2 separate regions of the Homo sapiens genome follow, and region 2 is linked to region 1. A link is an interaction called in ENCODE POLR2A ChIA-PET data of the cell type or tissue named here. Cell type or tissue: IMR-90. All regions are shown on one strand.

What was found. ChIA-PET counts read pairs that join two places held together with the same protein. Peaks named below come from ENCODE experiments on the same cell type or tissue, not always from the same donor. Only the 100,000 strongest peaks of a DNase experiment are listed, where the experiment ranks them.
Region 2: POLR2A ChIA-PET joins it to region 1 with 10 read pairs; 2 of 35 experiments call an interaction of 5 or more read pairs at or near these places.

The regions. Positions count from the first base shown.
Region 1 is chr11:31,759,910-31,767,909 of GRCh38, forward strand. The region is part of intron 9 of ELP4 (elongator acetyltransferase complex subunit 4); the gene reads left to right. ELP4-AS1 (ELP4 antisense RNA 1) reads right to left here and starts at 7,982. Exons shown (of 3, transcript NR_199065.1): 1 at 7,726-7,982; 2 at 7,322-7,473. RefSeq lists enhancers at 3,102-5,400, 3,120-3,826, 3,839-5,400. In IMR-90, no CTCF peak of the experiment used is centred here; no DNase peak of the experiment used is centred here.
Region 2 is chr11:31,970,025-31,978,024 of GRCh38, forward strand. No RefSeq gene overlaps it. Among named protein-coding and RNA genes, the nearest start is that of LINC03031, 67 kb to the right of the region's middle. In IMR-90, no CTCF peak of the experiment used is centred here; a DNase peak (open chromatin) is centred at 4,947; H3K27me3 peaks cover 2,272 bases.

The DNA of each region.
Region 1 (8,000 bases):
CCAGGGTAGTCTTGAACTCCTGACCTCAAGTAATCCACCTGCCTCGCCTTCCCAAAGTGCTGGGATTACAGGCTATGAGCCACTATGGTCGGTCAGTGTTTTCTGATTACCAGCTTGAATAGTTTGTATTCATCAGCTTCAGTGCTTTATTAAGTGATCTGAGATATTGATGAGCCTGACTACCATAAAGATATATACTTTTATGTCCACCTTTGGGATGGACTCTATATCACATAAACTCCCAACAAATTACATACCAACTTCTCCTCCAGTGCTAGGGAAAGAGAAGCTTACCTTAGCTACATGGACACTAGAAAAACTGAAGTTTTGACTAAGCAGTATCTCATTTATTTGGCCTGCTGTTTCCTAATGGCACAACTTTGAAACATGTCACCACGTTAAATCTAATCTAGGCTCAAAAACTCCTATTTCTTCTTTCCTGTGGATTTCATAATATTTCCAGAATGCCTCTAGTCCTTGAAAGAAATTACTCTAAACCCCAGCTTAACAGGTTGAAATATATCTTGCCATCCTGATTTTATCTTTCTTGCTTTGGCAAGTTCTTTTCCTTAAGTAGAAATATGCATCAGTTTAAGTATGCTAGATTTTTTTAAATGTATTATAAAAACATTAGAAGACGATATTTGTATTTCAAAAGATCTTTTAACTTTACACAAGATTCCTAATAGGTCCCACTTAAGTATAAGTTAAATAGCATATTTCACTTCATGTCAATTTAATTTAGATATAACTTTTTAGAAATAATACTTCCTGTAACTGTACTTAGATGACTTCCTTAGATATTCCAGATGATTCTAAGGGAAAATTAAATGCAAATTATTATGACATATTATTTAACCCTATTACGTTATGATTATAATAGCAGAGACCAGTCATCTTTTTACCAGAATGTTGTATGTTTCTGAGTGATCAGATGCATTGCTTTCTCAATCCAAAAATAACATGTACTAATAATTCACTGCTATTTCAAAAAGTTAGGCTTAGGATGTTCCCAATAACTATACATCCCCAAGAGTAAGGAACTATGGGGCTTAAATTTATTTTGAGTATTTTATGAATCTTTAGCTCTCTTAGGAATTAAACTATATGCTGTGTTCTATAGTTAAGTTAGGTATCGGCTTTTTCAGAAATTTTATCAACTCAATGGCAAGGCTGTTCGCGGTGGCTCACGCCTGTAATCCCACCACTTTGGAGGCCAAGGCAGGGGGATCGCTTCGGCAACATGGCAAGACCCTGTCTCTACAAAAAATTTCAAAAATTAGCTGGGCATGGTGGCACACACTTGTGGTCCCAGCTACTCAGGAGGCTGAGGTGGGAGGATCACTTGAACCCAGGAGGTGGAGGCTGCAGTGAGCCATGATTGCACGACTACACTCCAGCCTGAGCAACAGAGCAAGGCCCTGTCTCAAAAAAAAAAAAAAGCCATTCAGATGCTGTTTAGAGTGATAAAACAATTACTCATTTTTTAACTATACCCAAGATTGAACTTTAATATTTTAAGTTGGAGGAATGGAAATGGAAGGAGTCAATATACTTTTTCACCAGAATAGAATTTCAACCTGTTACATATATACCAGTAAGTATATAAAATCTCTGTAAAGATGGACATTTATGAAACCAAAAAAAGATTTGAATTTAAAAATGTACCTTCTAATAGCATGGGCAATAAAGGATAGGGACAGTGGGGAGATATGCTAATAGGAAGATATATTAAAGAAAATTGAAATGAGAACATAAGTTCATTAGAAAGATATTAGGGCAAATGATTTATTAAGCTAAACAAATAAGAAGGAGTATCTTAGTAAATAAGGACAGTTGGCATGTATGTAGGTGTGGTCTTGGGACTTTGCCACCCAGACCAGGGATTTGGGCTGTGGGGAAGGATGATGACCATCTGCTCCAAGTGACTCCTACTGGCTGATACACAGAGCTCAGTTGGCATCAGTCTCAGAAGAGACTGCCAGCCTCCCAATCAGAAAATAAGCAAAACAATGGCATTGCTGTCAAGCACAGAAATGAAGTTTAAGATTTAAGTAATAAGTGGCGACTCAGAAAGGGTCAGAAACCTTAGAGTGTAATCCAGACAGATATAAGTTGGCTTGATTGTGAAATGGACCATCCTGACAGTTAATGGAGGATACTTGAAAAGCTAGGCAGAAATGATCTACAGTGACCATGGTAAGCAGACTGAAACTATTACAGCTCACGAGATATTTAGCACAACCTTTAACATCTAAACCAGACACAAAGACAATATAACACTACAAAACAGAAAAAAACTTGACCTATGCACAAATTAGATTATATGAAAATAATGTAAATATCACTGAGATTGAGGCAAAGTAGTAAAAAGATAACTTTTGCCTACCTTCTTGTCTTCACAACAAAGTTTATTTAAATGATTTTTTCCTTAACAGCCTTCAAAAGCAGGACCAGTGAACTTTTTATTACCTTACAGAAATCTACATTTTATTCGAAAGAACTTGAAATTAAATGATAGAGTTTAAAAAATGTAAATTTTTAAATTTTTAAAAAATAACCTTTAGACTTCAAAAATACTTATTAAAATAAAGACTTTCTACAATAAGAATCTTTTCACTTTCTCTTTTTAAGTCAGAAGTAATTTTGGTTTTATATTTTGCATTTTGATAGACAAATGTATGTTCTTCCTGTAGATTACAGTCATTTTTAAGTATATTTAGCTATGATTATTTACAGCTCATGTATCATATGTATGATTAATTTTAAATAATTAACTAGAAGGCATTCTTAGCTAAAATATAGATTTTTTTATATATTAATTTGCCATATAGTTTATTCAGCTCTAATTTCTTATGTCTTAAGATATATTTTTTAAACAGCTATTTAGCTCTAAAAGTACTTCAGATAAGTGTGCTTATTGGAATTTTTTATAGAAAAATAATTTTTTTCAGTGTGCAATATAATATAAATAATGATCAACCTGATACAGATTTTATACCTTGAATATTATATATAGGAAAGTATTAAATATAGAAATGAGCAGTTTTCCCTATAGCTATTTATGGGCTATTATTGAATAAAAACAAAAGTACTTTAAATAATAACAAAAGATAAGTAAGCTCAGATGTAAACTTTTCTACTCAAGATTTGGCTTCTTTAAATGCAATTCTGTATAATGAGCAAAAAAAAAAAGCATATCATTTAAATTAGATGACCATTTTAAAATTAACATGTCACTGTTAAAATATCTGTGATGAAAAACAAATATCCTTTAAGGATAGCCATTGAAAATATGCATTCTTAAAAATATCCAAATATAAGCCCTTTCCTGTCGCTTGATTTGTTGCAAATATTTAGGATAGATGAGTTCACTGTGCTTTTAAAAAGATACACAATTGAGAAAGAAAATGAGATGTTAGCTTTTTCCCCCTCTAATCCTTCTCCATCCCTTCAAAATTACTGTTGACTAACAAGTTGTGTCTCTTTTCTCTGAGGCAGTGGGTGCAAGACAACTACTTGAGACAAGAGAGGAACATTTATCCTCCAGGCTTCTCATACTTACTCAAGCAGAAAGACTCTGCATGGGGAGAAGGTTCTTTACAGCATTCCACATTTTTAATGAGCTTCCTTGCAAAGGGTATGGGCTTTCCCTTTTTTCAGCTAAAGCTTCTACTGAAAGAGGGATTTGTTCTCATTAAGAAGGGAATGTTAAGGGATGATAGTTTAAGGTGTTCACATACTGCTATTTAATCACCTTTTTACCAAAGATTAAACTTTACAGCTAAAACTGCAACCAACATGAGTACTTTACTAAGTAGAATTTGGTGTTCAGAATGGTACCTTTTTTTTTTAAGCCTTTCTCTAACTTGTTCTCTGTCTGACTTATTTTAATGTTATATGACATCTAAAGAAATGAGTTTTCAATGTCATTTTCCAAGTCTTTTGTGTAGGTGTGCACAGGTAGCCCATGGGGCTTCATTTATTTTTTTTTTAAATTGGAAGATTGCATTATTATTTTCATAAGTCATGGCTATTCTTTAAACCGAAAATCTATAGTTATTGATAATAAGCTTTATTGTCAGAAATGAAGTTTCTAATTTTTTTAAAGTTGTAAGTATTTTCTTATATCTCTTTCAAGGAATCCCAGTTTATATTTATGTTCACTGCAGCTAAAACAAGGAAGCTGCAGTGGGTGTCCAGTCATGTCATACTTTAGGTAAAACCCGAGCATCTTGGTGTGCGATACAATATTGCGATAATGTCTATTTTATACCTAGGTGGACAAACACAATTAAAGGCTGGTTACTTATTGTCCTGACACCGTTTGAAATAGTCTCAGAGTACATCGTTTGTGCCAAACTAGCTGTGTGTGCTTGAAGACAACCTTTGAAAGTCTCTGCCGACCAGTATAATCTAATGATTTCACTTACACCTCCCTTATTTAACACTGTCATGGAAAGTAAGGAATAGGCCATTCATAATTTACATGTCATTTGCTGCTTCATATTGTGTGAAATTTAATTACACAGCTTAAATCGTAGCCAGTGCTCATTTGTCTCAGGGAGCACTCACAATAAGGCATTGATGTGAGTCCAGCATTCACCCAGAGTCCGCCTTTTATCAAATCACCTTCTGGTGCGGCCATCAAGGCCGCACAGTTGTTCTTTTCACTCTTTTGTAAGGAAAATGAGAGAATTTGACCCCCATTTTCATTTAAAAATCCAGGGCATCATATAAAAGATGCTGCTTGAAAAGATTTTATTCAGTGCTTTACCACAATGGAATATACAGATAAATTTTCTGAAGGTGATTACAGAGCCTGGTTGGGTCCTCCCAGAGCTGTAATAGTTTTGTAGAACTTCCATTGAATCAAGAGAAAAATGAAATACTAAAACTCCCCACAGGTGTCGGTTTTATTATTTTTTCAACAAACACTTCTGGTAGAGGGGAACCCCTGATCCACAGCTACAAATTACTAATCATGTGTATTATTCAACGTTTTAGTCCATTTCTGAAACTTTTCCTTTAAATCAAAAGGACCGCTCTTTAGTAATTGCAGGCTGCTTGGCCTCCTGATGGGAGACTCATATAACCGTAATCCCCCTGACGACTGCTACTGGCACCCATCCCACTCCTCAGCAAAACACTAAGACTGAATTAAGAGGATGAAGAGGATAATTATTAGATTCAGGAACAGTTTCCCAGCAAAATCTGTTTTTTATTCATCACCATGAAAAACTGTTTATGGTTTTGGAAATACTCTGTTATGGTAATGGGTATGAAGCTGTTAGAAGAAGTGACCTTATTCTAAAATTTAACTGTTAAAAGTTTTTTAACAAAAAAAAATTGTATACAGTACAACCAAAAGCATACACTTTGGTGCTGCATTGCTCCTTATGATGCCTCTGCAATATCATCGTGAATGTTAGTGATATTTACAAACACTGATAGATGATATCAGTTCATATTTGCTCTGCCTTAAAATGCCCTAATGCAACCTAACCAAGTAGACATTTTTTATAAGTTAAACAGACTCTTTTTAATATTTGGATACATTCTAATCAATATTTTCTATCAGATTAACAGGGCAACTACCAAAATCTTAAGCTGGATATAATATGAGTAATCATTGACTTTACTTTTATTATAAGTAGCATCTTTATCAAAGAGATGAGTTGTATTTGTAAAAATTTGTAAAATTACAACGAAAGAATTTAAGACTTCCTATCATATAAATAAATAGAGTGCAACAATAGATCCCCTGGACAATTAAGATCCATTGCTCATTTTCTGGAAATACTATTTAAGTAGTATATATTTTAACTAAATATTAATCTGCATAATATTTTAGAGCATTAGTGATACCTCATAAATTAGTGTTACTTAAAAACTGTTCTTAGCCTGATTTATTTAAAAACATTTATTAAGAAATAACATGTAGTGGGCTTTTTGTTTGTTTTTGGCTACCATCATTAATATCTGAAATAATTTATTACTCATTTCCAAGAGAATTAACTCCTAATAAAAGACTTATTTCTCTTTTTACAAAAAGTTAATATTCTTTTTTCCCATTAATACATTGGGAATAAATATGAAAAGCACATACAGAGTAGTTTATAAACTGTGACTGTTCATCTTCTGTGTGGTGCTTCATCTATTTTTTAAAGTCTTTAATTTAGAAAAAAATTGTTAGGGAATCAAAAATGTGTACATTAATATTTTAAATACAGATTAAACCCAGTTCTTATGCATGTGAACAGTTTGCTTTGCATTGTATTTTATATAATAAACCAACCTAAAGAGATATTTTATATCTGAATAAAAAAGAAAACAATAACCACGGAAATATAACGGCAATAAGTATATTTTTCTGATAAAGTAATAGTAACTAAAACCGGTCCTTATTGCAGTTCTAGTTGTATATCTACCTGTTAACATGTTTGCCATGTAGTACCTTTATTAGTGTAAGATAAATACATATGGTTTCAGGGTGTTGGAATATAGTGTAAGTATTACTGAGTCCCTTGAATTGACATAAGTTTGGAAATGGTTTTGGCTAGTTTAGAAGCAAGAAACATGTTCCCATTTTTATTTTTTTCAGAACTTTTCAGATGATGTTTTGACTCATGATTTTACAACATGATCAATGATCATTTTGTGTGAAATATTAATATTTAGTTACAGAGAAATAAATTGTAAGATATTTAAGATAGACTGTTGAAATATACAAGACAGGTAATAGATTTAGGATGCAAACACCTATAGATACTAGTGTTACCTGAAAATAAATATATAATGAAAATAAATATATAATTGAAGATGCCTGTTATAATTTTTCATTTAGAAACAGAACTACTAAGTGTTTGTAATATACTCTGTAATTTACAAATATTTGATTGGGTAAATGTTTGATGTATTTGCTTAAACTGATTTTAGAGCAACTAATATCCCTTTAGCACATAAGCTATCTTAATGAAAAACAGAAGAAAAAATGCCACTACTTGATATATTTCTAAAGGAAAAACTCATTTTTTCATCATTTATTAAATAGCAAAACTTGTCAGTATTGTACTTTAGAAATCATTTGATGAAAAAAATCATGCTTTCTTTTGCTCTGAGTATCTCAAGAAATTCTTATATGTGGTTTTAATACTAAAGGCCTCTAAAGGAAATTCAAAAATATGTATGTTTCATTTAACTTAGATCTAAAAAGCTTAGAAAATAACCCTGCATAACAATTACAAAATCAATTCCCTCCACTATTTCATTTTGGAGCACTAATTTTGCAAATGCCAAAAGGAACATTCCCATTGCATACCTGCAGACCCTGGATGAAATGACGGCAAACTTCAGGGTTTCTACTTGACCAGAGTGGCTCTTCTGGCTACAGTGAAAATGTGAGACAGGATTTAGCCGATTCGGTGTATGAAGTCATTGGCTCTTCTCTATTTTGAGGATCTTTCAGACCTCCTTGTAAAAAAAAAAAAAAAATTAGCTCAAGGGTAGTTAGGTGGTGGGGGGAAATCCCCCACATATAAAAGCAAATTACTTTTTAAAGAATAGAAAATAATCGGTATGAGAAATTACTTCTGAATTATCCAAGTGGAAATTAAACTTAGCTCCTGTTAACATTTCTTTAGAAACATGCATTTTGATTAAGCCAAACAAACAACCAAAAAAAAAGACCCTAAGAGCAGCGTAGTCATTTATCTATATACTCACAAATACTTTTCTTTTTTCTGATCATCAGTATTTTTTTCTTGCTTTATTTGCATCATTTCCTTTAACTTTATTTCCCATTATTCATAGAAAAGCTTTCTATCTAAGGCTGAGTTGAATTACTGCTTACTTCCCTCTGTGAAGTCACTTCAGCAAAGAGTTACTCTTTGGAGTTAGGTCCTCATCTCTAATCTGTATCCCTCAGCTGAAGCACTTGGTCTTTGGCTGCCCTATCACCACCCTAAGGCACGTAGAAAGAGGGCTCTCGCTTTGCCCAG
Region 2 (8,000 bases), 210 kb after region 1:
TACAGAAGAAAAAGTTGATGCCTAGAGAAGTTATTTACCCAAAGTCACACAATGGTAGCACTAGGATTTGAGCCCGCATATGATGTCAAGACTTACGCACTTAATCAATCAGCACTACACCTTTAGGGTCACAGAGGAGGCTGTTAGAGCTGGAGGAAGACTCAGAGGTCATCCATTTCCTTATTTTGCAGGAGAAACTAGGGCTCAGAGATGTGGAAAGGGGAGCCCACGTCATGTTGCTAGCTGGTGTTCGGGCTTAACTGGAGCATCATGGGTATGAATTCTACTTGGTCTTACCTATGAGCCACCTCAGGATTTCCTGGGCTTTGTCCAGCCTTGCCTGAGAGTTCTACACTTCCCTCCGTGGTCTCAGCATTTTCAGACTCTGAGAGTCCTGGGACACCGCCTGGGTCTTGTATCAACCTCCCACACTTCACGGCCATGGAGTTCTTAGAACGCTATCTACCACAGATATCCTGGGCAGAGTACGTCCAGGACTCATGGGAGAATGTGCCTTATTGTTGGCTCTCTGAAGGGGAAATCTCCATGTTTCGCTTCAGAACAGAGTCAATGTGCCAACCAGGAAAGAGAGGGTTTGGGTTTGATAAGACCTGAAGAAAACTTGTTCTGCAATGGGGTGGTCAGCAGAGATGGGAAGTTGCCTGGTGTAGACAGAGCCCTGGGTTTTGATTTGGAGTCTTGGTCCTGCCACAAAGACAGTGTGATGAAGGCAAGTCACTTTGCTTCTCTGAGCTCTAGCTTTCCTCTGTAAAATGAAGAGGCCGAAGGCTGAACCCTGCCCAGTCTTCTATACCAATGTATTCGAGATCATTTGGGTCTGGAAGCCTATTAAGACCCAGGTCTTTCAGGACTTTCTCAGCAGAAGATTCTGGTTTTGGTTTCCATTCATGATACTTAGAGGCAGTCTTCTTCTCAATTAGAAATTCCAGGAGGAAAAGCAAAATGTGACCTTCTCCAGAGCCTGAGAAGTACCTTCTGCATTCCTTTTTTTTTCTTTTTTTTTAGTATTTATTGATCATTCTTGGGTGTTTCTCGCAGAGGGGGATTTGGCAGGGTCACAGGACAATAGTGGAGGGAAGGTCAGCAGATAAACAAGTGAACAAAGGTCTCTGGTTTTCCTAGGCAGAGGACCCAGCGGCCTTCCGCAGTGTTTGTGTCCCTGGGTACTTGAGATTAGGGAGTGGTGATGACTCTTAACGAGCATGCTGCCTTCAAGCATCTGTTTAAGAAAGCACATCTTGCACCACCCTTAATCCATTTAACCCTGAGTGGACACAGCACATGTTTCAGAGAGCAGGGGGTTGGGGGTAAGGTTATAGATTAACAGCATCCCAAGGCAGAAGAATTTTTCTTAGTACAGAACAAAATGGAGTCTCCCATGTCTACTTCTTTCTACACAGACACAGCAACAATCTGATTTCTCTATCTTTTCCCCACATTTCCCCCTTTTCTATTCGACAAAACTGCCATCGTCATCATGGCCTGTTCTCAATGAGCTGTTGGGTACACCTCCCAGACAGGGTGGCGGCCAGGCAGAGACGCTCCTCACTTCCCAGACGGGGTGGCGGCCGGGCAGAGGCTGCAATCTCGGCACTTTGGGAGGCCAAGGCAGGCGGCTGGGAGGTGGAGGTTGTAGCGAGCCAAGATCACACCACTGCACTCCAGCCTGGGCAACATTGAGCACTGAGTGAACGAGACTCCATCCACAATCCCGGCACCTCGGGAGGCCGAGGCTGGCAGATCACTCGCGGTTAGGAGCTGGAGACCAGCCGGGCCAACACAGCGAAACCCCGTCTCCACCAAAAAAATACGAAAACCAGTCAGGCGTGGCGGCGTGCGCCCGCAATCCCAGGCACTCGGCAGGCTGAGGCAGGAGAATCAGGCAGGGAGGTTGCAGTGAGCCGAGATGGCGGCAGTACAGTCCAGCTTCTGCTGCGCATCAGAGGGAGACGTGGAAAGAGAGGGAGAGGGAGACCGTGGGGAGACGGGAAAGGGGGAGGGGGAGGGGGAGCGGGAGGGGGAGGGGGAGAGGTAGAGGGAGAGCCCTTCTGCATTCCTTAAGAGCTTTCAAGTCATTCTTGGGTTCAGTCCTTATATCTGCTGGGAATAATTAATCTAGGACTATTCGCTTCAGAGCCCCGAGCTGTAACATGGGATCTCAGGAGCAACTGAAGCACTCAGCACTTTCTGAGGAAAATTACACCAGATGAGACACTAAATCTCTAAAATTCAACTTAGAAATGTGCTTTATTCTCAGGAGTTTTGTCGCCAAGTGCTGGTAATGGCAAGGAAGTGGGGGGTGTTGAGAAGAAGTGGGGAGAAACAGGGACAAAAAGAAGCCAAAACAGTCAAGAAACAGGAGACAAAGGAAACTCAGGCCAAGGCACAGCTGGGTGTTTCCTTTCTTCTAATTTCTGTCCTCTTTGTAAATGTCTGATTGCATCAAACTGTCATCAATAGTAGTCAACATTGATCACATTTCCACTACATGTCCAGCATGTGCTGAACACTCTACATATATTATTTCATTTAATACAACAACCCATTGAGGTAGGTAACGCTATTAATCTCCATTCTACAACTGTGGGACAGAAGGACAGAGATGCTGATAAACTTGCCCCAGTACACTTCGTTAGCAAGTGGCAGAGGCAGAGGCGGGAGTTAAACCAGGCAGTCTGGCTTTAGAACCCAGTGTAACCACGAGGCTCTCCCACCTTCAATAAAGTGACACCCACATAGATTACTTTGTCAGGTGTAGAATCCCTCACATTTCACACACACACTCAGTAAGCTCTCAACTGTGTTCCAGGCCTGACCACGACTAGGCTCAGAGAAGCAAAGGGCATTTCCCTTTGAATGACGTAACAGAATTTGTGTCATTAAAAAGCTGGGTCATTAATCAGATTTGTGCTTGGATGGATTGGACTCACCAGTGCAAGTCAGCTGCTGGATTTCTATGGTTTCTTTGCTCTATGGAAGCAAATGCTTCTTCTCTTCAGGAATGAAGAGCTCCTTAAAAGAATGATTTTTTAAAAGCTCATTAATCAAGGAGCACGGTTCAACTATAGAATATTTCCATTGCTCTAACCGCCCAGTACCATCTTGTCCTCTCTAGCTCCAGATCTGCATCCTGGGAAGCCAGGAGGTATTGGTGGGGTGGGCAGCTGCCTGTTAAAATGCTGAATTGATTGCCACCCATCCAGCCCATTTCAGCGTGTAGACAGATTTGAACCTAAGCTAGGCAAGTGAATTAACCCTGTGTCCTCTTGGCCCCTCGGCCCTCTAGGCAAATTGTGAATCAAATGGAATCTCCCTCGTGCTAAGGGGCTGCAGAGCTGTCATTCCATATGCTTTGCTCAGGGTAAGGGGTCTCTGGAGAGAAGTTAATGAGCAGGGGCTCCCAGGGCAGGGAGAGTCCCATTACTGAGTTTCCTCAGCAATATGGCCACCGTGGAAGCAATGCATGCACTGGCATGTTTCTGAGAAAAGAACAAGATTTGTTATTTGTTTGTGTAATTTCTAAGCACACCGGTGAATAGCAGGAGACTGTCAACACCCAGTGGCCACTTTCCTGAGAAGCTGAGTGAGCCCTTCTGCTGTTGAGTGCACAAGGGGGATTTTCTGAGTGGAAATCTTTCCTCATTACTGCGCTGCCACAAACAAATGAACATTGGAAGAGTTCATGCACAGATAAGGGACATGTCTAGGGAACTGTGGAGAACTCATTACATCCCTTCTGATGGTAACCCTATAAGAAGAAGGAGAAAAGGGAAACAAACAAACAAACAAACAAAAAACTACTTTCCTGCCAAAGCAACATTCCCATCACCCCAAAAGTTTGTTGTGTCTCTTTGCAATGAATCCCCATTCCCCCAACCCCAGCTTCTGATCCACTGATCAATTTTCTGTCCCTAAAGTTTTGTCTCTCCTAGAATGTCGTACCTATGGAATTCTGTCTCGTTGAGTTGTGAGCTTTCCTTATAGATTCTGGATTCAAGCCCTTTATCAGTTATGTTTTGTGAGGGCTTCTTTCAGTAAAAATACCAAAAATATTTCAAGGACTTGCAAATAATCCTTTGTATAGTACTAAAGCATTCTTTGACACAAAAAATGTACAGTAACAAAAAATTGTTCTTTTTAAATCAATGCCTTAAATAAACTAGGAGTGTATTAATTACAACATAATCTAATGTATATATTTTTAAATCATACATGGCATTTACTTGAATAGGAAGTTTTCTTTCAGACCTCTTTTGGGAAGATGATAAAATACAATGATCCTTTTCCCCCTGCAAGTTGTCAAATAAACACACATATAAAATATTTGCATTCAATTTCAGAAGGTTCATAGATGCCTAAAATTCACTATAAATTACCTAGGGATAGCTCCATGGCCCTAAGATGAAGCAAGACTAATTGATTCGGTCCATAGACAAACGTAATGTACATGTTGGTTCAGGCATCCCTGCAACAGCTCTAGGGTGCCCCAGAGGCTCAGAGTCCACAACTGGGAACCCAGCATGGGTGGCCTCTGAGCTCAAAAAAATCTACAGTTCTCACTTCACTAGGACAAGGACATTCAGATACTTAAAATGACACATTTGCCCAGTGCTGAGAAAAAAAAAAAAATCCTTGGGAAAATCAGGGAAACTTATTATGCATGCTCTGATATTAAAAAGGACAGAGTGGGAAATATCCTTGCCTGGGATTGGTGAATCCAAGCTTCTCTTTTCAACCCTATCTGTTCATGTTTTAGGAGCTGAGTCTGTGTCTCCAGGTGAGGTGATTGGATCTGGTTCTGAGTCAGCTGGTCCAAGCTTGCCTTTTTTCCATGGGCCTCATTGCACACTTCTCTAGTGCTTCCCATGAACACACTTAATTGGCCGTGTGTCAGCTCAATTGCTGAGCTGATCTAAGTCATGATGAATCTTTCCTGCTCTTTGCCCCTGGCCACAGCTTGCCACGTAATTCTGTATCATCAGCACTCACCATGAATTTACATTTGTTCTTTTTTTTCTGGGTCATTTATAAAGCTGGAGGCAGAAAGCGCCCAACATATTGATTTGGAGGAATTGTGTTTTAGCCTTTCCACTTTCCTGTTGAAAATTAATAGCAAAAGCACACATATATTTGTGAAATTTGTGGATAGAAAAGGGGTCACTGTCAAGAGATACTTTGGGGAGAGATTTGGTGACGGATGGGGAAGCTGCTGAGAGACAAAGATAGGGGTCCCTGACGATTACTGGTTGAAAGGTTGCAGGAAAATTCCATCAACTGTGAAGATGGGAGTCAGGTGGAGAGAGAAATAGATCATGAGTCCATTTTTAAAAATGTTGAATTTTGAGAAGTTGGCAGAGAGATCCAGGAGGGAATTGGATAAAGAAATCTGCAGCTCTGAAATGAGGTCTGGGCTGGAGACAGAAATTTGGGAGTCATTGACATGTAGCCCTGAGACTGGAGGAGCTTGTCAACGGTTTTGTAGATGGTGCTTCAGGTTATAGACAATATGTTGTCTTCTTCCTTCAGAGCAGGCCACAGAATTGACTGAGATGTGTAACTTTCATGTCCCCCCATGAGCAAACAGCATGTTTCTACTCTGTGATGTGTATGTTAGGGGGCATGTATATCTGTATTTCTTTTTTATTCTCTCCAAAAGAAATTTCATTATGCAAAACATTATCAGGCAATGCAGCTCGTAATAAAGATGTTGGAGAACTGAAAAAGAGAGCTTACATGCACCCCTAATAGCAAAACTCTCCACACATTTCCAGCAGATGTATGTGTCCTTCCGTGGTCACCTTCTCTCCCACCATCACCTGTGTTTTTCTCCACTGCCACCCTTCCACCGAAAAAGCTTAGTTGTGCCTTTATTGTTCTAGACAGTTCAGCTCTGGCCACTAATTTGCGTATTCCTGTCAGTAAGAGAAACCTCCTGCAGTTAACCAGGCCCACCTCCTCAAAAGGGAGTATGACAGCAATAGCATTAATGTGGCATACGTCTTAGGGGAGCTCCCCCAACCTCGACTTTAGTATGAGGTGCAGGGTGGGATTACAAGGAAGGTTTCTCAACCTTGGCACTATTGACATTTGGGTCTGGATAATTCTTTGTTGTTGGAGAGGGGGAAAGTGCTGTGCATTACAGGATGATTAACAGCATCTCTGGTCCCTACCCGCTACATCCCTCTAGCACACTTTCACCCCATACCCCGCCTTCAGTTGTGATTTCTCAACTTCTTGGAATAAATCCCCAACTCTCTCATTCACAAATTTTGTGACTCTGGACAAATGATCTAGCCTCCATGTGCCTCGGTTTTCTCATCTAGAAAGTAGGGGTAATCATAATGCCTACTTCATAGCACTCTAGTGAAAATTAAATGATTTAATACTTCTGAGGGGCCAGGTGCCATAGCTCACACCTGTAATCCCAGCACTTTCAGAGGGTGAGTGGGGGGTGGATTGCTTGAGTCCATGAGTTTGAGACCAGCCTGGGCAACATGGTGAAACCCCATCTCTACTAAAAATACGAAACAGTAGCTGGGCATGGTGGTGTGCACCTGAAGCTCCAGCTACTTGGGAGGCTGGGCAAGGAGGATTGCTTGGGCCTGGGAGTTCAAGACTGCAGTGAGCCATGATTGCACCACTGCACTCTACCCTGGGAGACAGAACGAGACCCTGTCTCAAAACAAAACAAAACAAAACAAAAAAGCCTGTGAGGGCCTGCATATAAAAAGTACTCAGTAAAGGTTACCTCTTATTATTCCCAAGGACTTATCAAATTATTCCTCCTGATAGGAATAATTCTAGATAGGATTCTAGATAGGAATAATTCCAGATAGAATTTTCTACATAGAATTCTCCCCGATAGGTGCAGCAAACCACCACGGCACATGTATACCTAGGCAACAAACCTGCACGTTCTGCACACGTATCTAAGAACTTAAAGTAAAATAAAATTTAAAAGAATGTTCAAAGGAGATGATCAGAAATGAGTCTCCTATATCAAAAAGTGAACAGTGACAACCAAATTAAATTAGTCCAGGAGGAAAAAAAAAAAAAAAAGGAACTCTCCTCAAGAGGAGCTCTGGTGCATACAATTTTTTTTTCCAATTTGACTTAATAATTTTATTCTGAACCTCAGAATAAGTAAATTCAACTCCTGTTTTCAAAACAGGATTTGAGTGTTAATCCAGTTCCGTGAACAAAGATCAATTACTTTTTATTTTTTATTTATTTAGTTATTTTTAAGTATATGTAGGTAGTAAAAACCTAATGTTTGACATCAGGTTGTGCCCTTGACTCTAATCCTCTAGCCTACCTAAGGGTGAGAGCTTGTGCTTAAATAAAGCAGCTTGAACACACAGCCTATATGCAAAGGAAAACTGGGCATCCTCCTCCTCACCCCAGGAATGTGTGTGTGCAGTTGTGTTTCTACTGGAGAACTTTGCTCCAATTCTCCCACTAAATTCTTGATCTTCCTCTGACCTGGCAGCTTCACCTGCTCCTTGAGCCCTGCCTCCCACAATGAGCGATAGTTCTTTCCTTTGATGTCCCCAACAGGGGGTTGTGTGGGGGAGAGTTTTTACCGGTAATTCAGCAGGAGTGAATGGCGAACCACTAAAGATGAACATTACAACGTAGTTAAGCCTTGTTTTTTTTTTGTTTTTTTTTTTTTTTTTTTTTTTTTTGAGGCAGAGTCTCCCTCTGTTGCCCAGGCTGCAGTGCAGTGGCACAATCTCGGCTTACTACAACCTCCGCCTCCTGGGTTCAAGTGATTCTCCTGCCTCAACTTCTCAAGTAGCTGGGACTACGGGCATGTGCCACCACGCCTGGCTAATTTTTGTATTTTTAGTAGAGACGGGTTTCACCATATTGGCCAGGCTGGTCTCGAACTCCTGACCTTGTGACCTGCCTGCCTGGGCCTCTCAAAGCCCTGGGATTACAAGTGTGAGCCACTGTGCCCAGCCTAGTTAAGTCTTTTA